Linked DNA regions of Homo sapiens: region 1 is linked to region 2. Evidence: chromatin contacts called from ENCODE Hi-C or POLR2A ChIA-PET data. All regions are on one chromosome and are shown on one strand. Each heading gives the region's core, a stretch centred on a gene start or an enhancer-like site at or near the end of the contact. The rest is flanking DNA. Distances are from core to core; before and after follow the strand shown.

Evidence for each region. Hi-C counts contacts between places; a loop is a spot of excess contacts on that map. ChIA-PET counts read pairs that join two places held with the same protein, here RNA polymerase II (POLR2A). Pooled maps may share reads with other maps.
Region 1: a map of MCF 10A shows a loop between it and region 2 (7-fold over the local background). The contact joins the enhancer-like site here to the promoter of GALNT18 in region 2. A Hi-C loop is called at or near these places in 10 of 168 maps with a recorded cell type or tissue (B cell, HCT116, MCF 10A and 7 more), 4 of 37 single-sample maps with no recorded cell type and 27 of 50 pooled maps. POLR2A ChIA-PET finds 5 or more read pairs at or near these places in 1 of 52 experiments (A549).

The regions. Positions count from the first base shown.
Region 1 is chr11:10,932,679-10,937,881 of GRCh38, forward strand. LOC105379882 (a long non-coding RNA gene) reads left to right here. Exons shown (of 4, transcript XR_001748122.2): 3 at 769-1,632. Among named protein-coding and RNA genes, the nearest start is that of ZBED5-AS1, 77 kb to the left of the region's middle. RefSeq lists a silencer at 3,983-4,171. Within about 2 kb of position 2,583, at least 2 of the 41 ENCODE cell types and tissues checked have a DNase peak (open chromatin) inside an H3K27ac peak, as active enhancers do.
Region 2 is chr11:11,620,101-11,625,347 of GRCh38, forward strand. It overlaps GALNT18 (polypeptide N-acetylgalactosaminyltransferase 18), which reads right to left and starts at 1,905. Exons shown (of 11, transcript NM_198516.3): 1 at 1,259-1,905. The coding sequence starts at 1,493. RefSeq lists enhancers at 1-755, 208-347, 1,388-1,437, 1,648-1,727, 1,845-2,345 and 1 more and silencers at 928-997, 1,018-1,097, 1,848-2,207.

The DNA of each region.
Region 1 (5,203 bases), core at 1,333-3,832, 690 kb before region 2:
AGGCTGAGGTGAGAGAATCACTTGAACCCAGAAGTTCAAGACTGCAGTGAACTATGATCGAACCACTGAACTTCAGCCTGGGCGACAGTGAGACCCCTTCTCAAAAAAAAAAAAAAAAAAAAAGAAAGAAAGAAAACATACATCTCAGCAGTATGGGTAATGGGCCAGTTAGTCAAGTGCGCTTTGCCTCAGTTTCCTCGTCTGTAAAATGGGGTTTATTAGGAGACCTACTCTGTAGAGTTTTTTTTCTTTTTTCTTTTTTTTTAAGAATTAAATAGTGTTTCTTTATAAAGTAATAATGTGGTGCAAAGCACAAAGCAAGCACTCGGAAAGGGTTTACCTATGAACATTTGCACTGCCGGGTCTTGAAGGAGAAGGCATTTGCCAAGCGAGAGCAGAATGGGAAGAACTTTCCAGGCAGAGGCCACAGAGGCAGTAAGAAGGAGGGGGGCGAGGATGATTGTGGGCTTAATAACAGTGGTGGGCATGAGGATTACCTGCAACAGCAGCACCCTGTGGGGAGGTCTTGCTAAATATTCAGATTCTTGGGCCCCTCCTTAGACCTACAAGATCTGGGTCTCTGGGCAAAGCATGGGAATCTGTGTTTTAACTTGCTCCCCAGAGATTTCTGTTGCACCCCTTCCCTCCACCCGATCCCAGGGCTCTGTCCTGGTTCAGGCTTTATTGTGTTCAGCTGTGCTAGAATAAACACCTTTTTAATGGATCCTCCTTCAATCCTATAACCTGATTCTCCTTCAATCACCTCAGCCGAATGACATCTCTCAGAAATCTTCCCTGACTGTCCAGGCGGAATTAATGGTTCACTTCCCTGTTCCTCTATACCTTGAGCATCCCTCTACAATTGAATGCTCCTTCATTCCATTTCATTGCACCAGCATGTATCGAGGGTCTACTGTTATCTATCGCTGAAGAGAATGATTGCAAAAAACTTGAATGAACATGGAAAATGCTGATGATCAGATTTCCATTGAAAAGAAAGGTGTGCTCCTTGGGGTGGGGGTGTTGTTGTAATTGTCAGAAAATGTTTAATAAAAGAAACAGAAATAACAATAATCTTGTTAGCATAATTGTGAGTGAACTTTTGCTCTTTTTTAATTCTCAAAAATACCCTAAACATCATGTTTCACGGTCTTTACAAAAACACCACCACAGAAACAACAGAAGCCTCCGGGCCTGAGGTGTCATACTGGGTATGGCCACATGGTGTCCCTCCAGCTCAGTCTAAACCTTCCAGACTACAGTCTTCCAACAGTCTCCGCTTCGCCCAGCAGCCGGGGCTAGTCCGAGCCGAGCGAACCCTAAGCTACGGGAACCAGCTTCTTGGTGCTGTCCCAAGAGTGGAGAGGAGACAGATGAACGTTTCTCAGGCTAGAGGAAGGCGGTTTATTTGCTTCCAAGGGTTCCAGTAGACAGTTCTGACACGAAATTTCGTTGTGGAGGGAACTTTTAAGACTGTGTGAAGGGAGGGAATGGGAAGGGTTTAGATTTGCATAGTAGGTGGGCAGCTTTGTGGCGGTTGGGAGGAGGTTTGGATGACTTGAGAGAGACCAGGAAAAAAGCTGGAGTCCGGACTGAGGAACGGAAGGATACGGAGTTTTTTTGTAGGCGAGGGTAAGGGGCAGCAATGGGGTTGGAAGGAGGGGTTGGGGATGTGTTTGCACAGCAAGCATACTATTTATATCACACATCCATAAGAAAAAAGTTGTAAAGAGGCCCTTCCCCGTCAGTATTTTACTTCGGTTTTCTTGCCAATCCGGCCCCAAACTCGGAGGTTTTTTTTTTTTTTTTTTTTTTTTTTTTTTATGCCAGTCTGGCCCCAAACTCTAGCCGTTCACCTACATACTGGGAAACTGTTATGTTTTCGGTTTGATAGCAGACAGGCAAACTTTTTAGCAGCATTTGGATTTCCTGTAGGACGGTGGTTCTCAAACTGGTGCGCATGAGTGTCACCTGGAGGGCTTGTTAGAGCAGATGGCTGGGCTCCACCCCAGAGCTCCTCTTTCAGTAGGTGTTGGGTGGAGCCTGAGAATGTGCATTTTAATAATGTTCTCAGATGGTGCTGATACTGCTGGTCTGGAGAACCAACAATGTAAAGGAATTCATTTCCTAACAGGTTCTGCCAATGTTCTCTCCACCTTAAAAACCAAAAGCCAAAGAACCCCAATTCTCCCCCTGGATGATGGGTATTTGCGATTGCAGGCACTTTAAAAAGTGGTAGAACTCACCTTCTGGTTTTAGTTTAATTTTTTGTTTGTTCTAACCACTGTCATTCAACACATAATGGTTTTAGATATTTATTGTTAGCTTTTGCCTGTTTAGAATTTTTGATCTTGTTGCTATGGATGGTGTTTGCTATAAAAACCTTGATGGCTGGGGAGTGGAGTGTTCCAAAGGAAAATGCTCTTATATTCAAGTCAGTTCCTCTGCTCTTATCTGTACACCACACTGTAATCCCTAGGAAGGAGACTCTAGAGGAAAAGGGGAAGGCGGGAAGGCTCAACAGCTGGGACTGCCATAGGTTCAACCAGTCCACAGCCCTAGAGGGGTGCATGCACACAGTGGAGCTGTCTCTTCTCCTCTTAAGGGGCAGCTCTGGGCTTTGGGGTACCTGAGTCTACAGTAGGAGGGAAACGAGAACTGGTCTCAGCTCCTACAGGTACTTTGGACTTTACCTCCTCGGGTCTTATATTAGTTTCCTATTGCTGTTGTAACAAACTACCATAAATGTCATGGCTTAAAACAACTGAAGTTTATTAGCTTACAGTTCTAGACGTCAAAGTCTGAAATGGGTCTTGTTGGGGCTAAAATCGAACGCTGTGTTCCTTCTGGGGGCTCTAGGGGAGAACCCGCTCTTTGTCTTTTCCAACTTTGTTTTGTTTTGAGACAGGGTCTCCCCCTGTTGCCTGGGCCAGAGTGCGGTGGTGCAATATAGCTCACTGCAACCTTGAACTCCTGGGCTCAAGCACTTCTCCTGCCTCAGCCTCCTATGTAGCTAGGACTATAGGCACACGCCACTATATCTGGCTAATTTTGTTTTTTATTTTTCGTGGAGATAGGGTCTTGCTGTGTTGCCCAGGCTGGCCTCAAACTCCTGGCCTCAAGCAATCCTCCCGCCTCAGCTGGGATTACAGGCACAAGCCACTGTGCCCAGCCCATTTCCAACTTTTAGAGATTGCTTGCATTCCTTGGCTCCTGGACACATTACCCTGATTTCTGCTTCTATCACCACCTCTCCTTTTCTGACTCTGAGCCTCCGGTCTTTCTTTTAAAAGGGCCCTTGTAATTACACTGGGCCCATTTGGATAGTCCAGGATACTCTCCCCATTTTAACTTAATTCCATCTGCAAAGTCCCTTTGCCACATAAGGTAACATGTTCATAAGGTCTGGGGATCAGGATGTGGACTTCTTTGCAGGGGGTGAACTGTAATACTCATTTATAAAGTATACTCATAAAGAATTGAAAATACAGTTCAGACAATAGAAGAGAAACATAATAAACATTTCCTTCCATTTAAAAAATAGTTTTTACATAGTTATACTGTATATACAACTTGAGATCCTGGTATTTCAATTAAATATTGTGTCTAAATATATTCTAAATTATATAAAATGTGCTAAATTATACTAAATATAGTCTATATTAATATACACAGCGAACATTTTTACTGACTACATAGTTGAGTGACTATACCATATTTTACCTAAGCCTTCCCATAATTTTGGAAATGTAAATCATTTTAATTTTTAAATATAAATAACTCTATGATAAATACTTTTGCTCGTAAGGATTTTTATGTTTGTAAGTTTTTCCTTGGGATAGGCTCCTGGATGTGGAGTCACTGGATCAAAGGCTTTTACACAAAATGTTTTTCAAAGGGTTTATATTAATTTTCAGAACCACCAAGTTCTGAGAATTAGGATGTGAATATCTTTGGTGTCATTATTCTGCCTACCACAGGCCTCAAGTTTCTCCTTGGTAGAATGGTAATATAATCACTATTCCCCAGGCAGCTGAGAAGATTAAAGGCACTCATATCTCTGAAGAAAGCTTGGTAAGCAGTGAAGACCTGCACATGTGGTAGTTATTGCTCTCGTGACCTGAGCTTACCTGGTGGGCAGGTTGGGAAAGGGGCTCATGCCCATGACTCAGTTATACCACACTACAGCCCTGATACTTGAGAGACAGTGTGTGTGCGTGTGTGTGTGTGTGCTTGTGCATAGGGTATGGGGTGGGAACAGTTTTCTAAGCAGCAGCCACTTGCTTACAGAAAGGCCCAGCAAACCTATGGAAAACTGTCTGGAACTGTGGTTCACCACCCTCACTGTGCATCAGAATTACTCCATGAGTTTTTAAGAAGCACAGGTTCCCTGAGTTCCATACCCGAGTGATTCTGGTTCAGTTAGTCCAGGTGGAGCTCAGTCTTCATGTTTTACCAAAGTTCCCCAGGTGATTGTGATGCAATAGAGATTAAAAAAACTCTGACCTAGGCCATCTATGGGAAGCCTGGGGAACAAAACCTGGGAAAAGCTGGAATGGGTTCATGGCAAACGCAAGACGTATAGATGGCTTTAAGAGGCAACAAGGGCTATTACCCCTCCCTGTCTCTCAGCTCTGTGGCCCAACTATTAACCCAGAAAAATTACCCAGTGGATGCTGGTTGAGGAGCTCTGGCTTTAACAAGACAGTTAAGAGCTTTTGTTTTGTGCCAACAGATGTTGCTTTCCTCAGTCAATAAGGAGGCCAAGACAGGCCTCTGAGCAGCACGTTCCTGGAGCAGTCCAAGCTCTGCAAGGGGAAGTGCTCCTTTGACATCCCCTTCTGTTTCACTGGGGAGTAGAGAGGGTGCAAGCAGAGGCCTCCCTGACTGGCATGTTCCCTGCCCACAACCTCCCAGTGAGGAGGAGGGCAATAATCAGTCTCCCAGGGCAAAAGCAGGAAACTCTCATTAGTTGGGGACAAGTGAATGAGGCAGTGAGGGCACCTTTTCTCAGATGTGGTGTTTTTCCAGGATGGTTATTAAGAGAAGCTGCCTCCTTTGACCTGGAAAAAGAGGCCACTTGCAATCTGAGTTTTCAGTTTCAAGATGTGGAAGCATTGCCACTGGGGGCTGCATGGAATTTTAACTGCCAAATTAAGAGGCGTTAAGATTGACTTTGGGTTCTGTCGTGTAGACAATACTC
Region 2 (5,247 bases), core at 655-3,154:
ACATCCACGTGTAAACAAAAGGGAGTGCTCCTGGCGGGGGGGTGGGGGGTAAGCCTTCAGTTCAATTCGATTTTGCCAAGGTCTGCCATGCACTGGCCCCTGAGCCTGGTGGGCCTGCTAGGTTTACAGGGGAACCAAGCTCGGCCCTGCCCTTAAGAAGCTCACACACCTGGAAGAAAGCAGGGGGCGCGGGGAGGGGAGGAAGTGTGGACGTGAGCGCGCGCGCGCGCGCGTGTGTGTGTGTGTGTGCACACCCGGCACCAGTGCTCCTGGCGCCCGGAACTCCATTCCCTCCCATGACAGCTCATTGACCAGGTCGCCTCGGGAGAGCGCCCTGCAACCCCCACCCTCCCTTTGGACCCCCGCGCTGGTCTGGAGCGCACCCAACCAGCGTAACCTTACACTTCAGACCCAACCCAGGTCTGCTCAGCCCCGGCTGCTCCCAGGGCCTGAGAGTGGAGCTACAGTAGGGATCGGCCTTCACCCGGTCCCGGGCGGCTCCGCGGGGAAGGCGCAGCCCAGGGCGTGTTCTTCCAGTCTTGGGCGGAGTCATCACCACAGTGGACAGAGACTCCAGCGCTACTTCCCGGCGTTGACACCTGCTCCTGGAGAGGGTCCTGGACCCGCGGGCTGTGGTGGGGGTAGGGACTGCTATAGGTTCAAGCGGCTTTTCAACCACAGAGGGCTCCTTGCATTCCCTATCGCCTACCAACGGGATCACAGCAAGACTGGGGCTGGGGCTGATACAACGCAATTTTCCTAGCCTCGCTTGTCCGGCAGCCTGCGGGTCTTAACTGCCAATAGTCAGGGCCGCCGCGCGGGCATCTCGCCTGACGCCTACAGTGGCCAAAAAAGCTCGTTTGCCCGCGCGTTCCCTCTTGTACACACACAGACATTCACATGCACACACACTCTGAGCCGGACTTGTGTGCGATCCCGAGAGCCCGCGAGCAACCAGCCCAGAGTCACACGCACATTTGGACACGTGCGCAGCGCGCCCCCATACCGCCAGCTAGCTGCACACATCCGCTCGTGCAGCCCTGCGCACACACGTGTGCCCCGGGGAAGAGCGCACGGCCGCAGACAGAAGGTCCCGAACGCAGGCAGGAGCTCACACGCAGGCCCCACGACTACCACGCATCTGCGGCCCCAGAGCCCCGCCGTGGCTGAGTTGATGCGCACCAGCCCCAGCGCACCCCGCGCCGCGCGGGGCACTCCCGGGCCTCATGGGCGACCCAAGTTTCCGGGGCGCCCGTACCTTGAATGTGCTGCTTGATGACATTCTCCAGGTGGTCCAGCCGCTCAATAATCTTCAGAGTGTCCCCTTTGTCTTCCTCCAGCTTCTTGTCGGGCGCCGGCTCCTGCCCCCGCACATACACGCTGGCGATGTAGTTGGTGACCCAGCCCACGTAGAGCAGGCAGATGATGTTAGTCATGCCGCTCAGGATCACGCAAGTGGACACCAAAGTTTTGGTCTTCCTGGTGCACACCATTCTGGGCTCCTTCCTCCATATAGAGCTCCCGGGGGCCCTTCCTTGTCGTGCGCCCCGAACTCCCCCGCGCTCGCACCCCGTAGCACGTCCGGAGCCGCTGGGCACCTCAGCACCTGAGTCCCGAGGTTCTCCAAAGCCCGGTCCGCTGCCGGTGTAGCCGCCGTGCCCAAGTTTGCAGCTCCTGCCGCTGGCCACCCGGAGAGACCTTGACAAAGGAAACCAGGTGGATTTTTTTCCAAATTAAAAATCCCTGAACCCTTCCTAGAGGGGTCACGGGTAGCCGGCAGCCGCGCGTCCAGATGTGTACGTCTGGGAAACTTTGCCACTGCCTGTGTCGGCGGCCACGCCGCTTCCCATCGCCAGCGCCGGCTGCCTTGGCGGTCCGACCGGCCCGCGCTGCTAGGAGAACAGCGGCAGCGGCAGCGGCGGCGGGGAGAGCCGCGAAGCAGAGCGGCCCGGCCCCCTCCGAGCGACAAGCGCTGCCACCAATCGCGCTCCGGCTCGGGAGAGGGGCCGGTGCTGAGCGGCAGCGGACCAACGGGGAGGGAGCGGGGGGCGGAGTCCAGCTCCCAGGCCCCACCTGCTGGCCGCCCCTGGCTCCCGCCCCCAGGGACGCGCCCGGGCCTCCACCCGCGCCTGCACAGGCTGCCCCAGACCTGAAGCTCCCGGAGAGGGCGCGCTGCCAGTCCCAGCCCTTAGGTCGGCAGCTTCCTCCGTTAGGGGAATTCCATCTCTTGCTCTTGGGCAGGAATCTCCTGGTTTTGTGGAGGGGGTGGGGGGTTCGCACGGGTCAGCTTCTTTCATCCGCCCGGGGCTTCTCGCATTGGTGCCACCAGTCGACTCCTGGAATCTTTTCTTGGTTGCCAGGACGCTGAGAAGCCAAGGAAGTGCCAGCCCCAGCGGCATCCACTCCTTCCTTGGCCTCACTTGGGCCTCCACCCTGCCCTCTGCCCTTCAGCCACCGGCCTCCTGAGTGTGTCCAGACCTGGCCCTAAACCTGGCTGAAAGGAGCCAACCCTCCGGCAACCTCCCAGAAGCAACATTGGTGACCTATTAGATGACTCTCTCGACCACTTCTTCCCCCCCCCCACCCCCCACCCCCCACCCCCACCGCCTGCCCCAATTTTTGCCCCTATCTAGGTTTTTCTTTAAGTCTGTACAGCTCCCAGGACATGGATGTGTCCTTTAAGCCCAGTTTTCATTTATGTGGAACCAGGGTCATCCAGTGCATAAAGAAACCCTGCAAGGAAGTGCCGCTGAGGGGAACTGAGGTCTGTGAACTGTAAAGCCCTTCTACATGTTGTTTATGATTGCTATCATAGAGGGCGGTGGGAGAGACCTGTGACTGAGCACAGGAGGAGGCCAGACGCAGACAGTGATACTGCTGTGTTTGTTCTTACTGCCAATGTTTACTCATATTATCCTCTTCTGCTGAACACCCCGTTCTCAGCACCTGAACGGAATTCCTTTAAACAAAGACTTTTTACAACATAGATTTCCTGCCTCTTCTCCATCTCTGAGTTGCTTTATTTTTTTGGCCTAAGCCAGGGAGGCAGCCTGCTGCATGCCCACTTTGTTGTGTGCCAGCCTTCCAACCAGCCACAGAAATACTCAGGGCAGCTCCATCCTGGGATATCTTCTGGATTCAAATGACTGGCCCCACAAGAGAGGGAGAGCACAAAACCAAAGAAAGGGCACTTTATGGCCCCATCAGCCAAGGGCCCTTCTACCAATGCTTTGTTTACAAAACCTCCCCAAAGATGCTATGAAAACAGATACCAACTAGGGACCCGGGAAGATTTCCCTTGATCCATAGCTGGAAGAGAGAACAGTGGGTGTGGGTTGGCGTGGGCTGGGGTATAGAAGGGGGAGAAGAATCGTGTGTATGGTATGTAGGAGATACATACATGAGAGGAGAGAATGTACACAATTTCTGAAAAAATCAAGGTAGAGAAATCTGCCTCCAGGAGGGAGTAAAACTTGTCTCTCCCTTTTTTCTCTTCCAGAGGTATAATCCAGCTCACAAATAAAGGATCTGAACTTTCTTCTGGTTGGACAGACTTACAAGCAATGCCCTTGAGTACAGGCTAAGGTGTAATCTTTCCTTCTGTTCTGCCCCCTCTCCCAGGAGGAGCCCTGGAAGTTCAGCCCTTCTTGGGATCTTCCTAAACCACCACAGGACTAGAAAGAGAAGGCAATACTCATTCTTTTCACATTCTTAATGGAAAAAAATTAAATCCCAAGTTTAAAAAAATGAGGGTCAAGAAGAAAACAAAGTGAATTGTGTGATCTTAAATTTTGTACAGCTGATCCTCTAAGATAATGTGTAACTGTAGAGGGGATGAATACAACAAAAGAAGAATGCTGAACAGGTTCTCCTCTCTGAAAAGTCACAGGTTTGAGTTGACCTGTTCAAAGAATTTTCTCTGGAGGTGCAGGCAGACTCCAGGGTTCTAATCCCAGATCCACCATGTATTAGTTATGAGAGCCTGGACACATTTCAAAAAGTCAGTAGGGCTCAATTTCTCCCATGTATCAAATGTAGGTAGACAATACCTTACTGAGGACAGGCTGTGAAAATTAACTGAGAGAATGTTCCAGAAAGGGCTTTAATTAGTGCAGGACACATAGTGAGTGGTTAGGATCATGTGAGTTTCCTTCCAGATATGGTCACTCCCTTTCCAGGCCAGAGCTCAGCTCCGTGACCTCCATCCTGCTGTTTAGCAATACTTGGTTTCTCTACCTACCAGTATCAGCCCTCTCTCCCCTAATGGAAGCTAACAGGAACTAAAGCTATGAGCACCAAGGGGCTCATCTCATCGTCGCTAGCTGGGCTCCAGCACATTGGCTTTCTATTCATAATGTCTGTCTTCACCATCAGTAGTACAATGATCTGCATAGGTTGATAAAATATTCAAAATGAAAGGCTGGTTTCTTCAAGGTACTGGTCACCCCCAGTACCTTCAACTTTTCCACTCAAGACCCCTAATCCCTTGGTTGCAAACAAAGGAAGTGGGAGGGGGCATAAAGGCTTTGCTCACAAAGATTTTGCAGTCACAGGTCAGAAAAAAGTCTCTTTGCAAGCTCCCTCGTAAACAATACCTGGGTAGCAATTCATACCTTTAGTCCTGAATTCAGTTACCATACATCCAATCCTACAAGTAATGGTTGTGCTCCTGAGGTTTTGTGTAAATGACCAGTTGTCCTAGCCTCTGCCCATTTTGCTCCAGATAGGTAGATCCAGTCTGAGTTTCATTGTGTCAATACGGGCCTCTTTTCTGAGCTCAGGAAGCTGCTAAAAATCATCCTTGGATTGTAAGGATGTTTCTGATTCCCAAGTTCGGTCATTTATCTAACTCCTAAGTGTTTCCTCTCCTTTACTTTAAATAAATCCTGCCTCCTGCTGGGGATCATTGTGAGGAGTTAATCAGATAATAGGTGTAAGCAGGCCTAGCAGAGACTCCAGTACAACGTAGTTCTTCAAACTTATCCTGAGAGTTAGAATCTAGGGTCTCCTTTAACTCCTGCCACAAGAGGAGAGTGAGTGCCTTGAGGCATATACAATGGGGCTGAAGATTCTTGATAAAGCTTATCTACTACAGCCTCTGGATTTCACCCATCTTTTACATTGGGTAGGCAGCTCTTCTCTTGATGTGACTGAGGGCGAGCTGAATAGGACTTCCTACGCATAAGTACCACCACACTGTGACTCCCCCAACACTAAGCCTTCATTCAAAATACCTTTGATACTAGA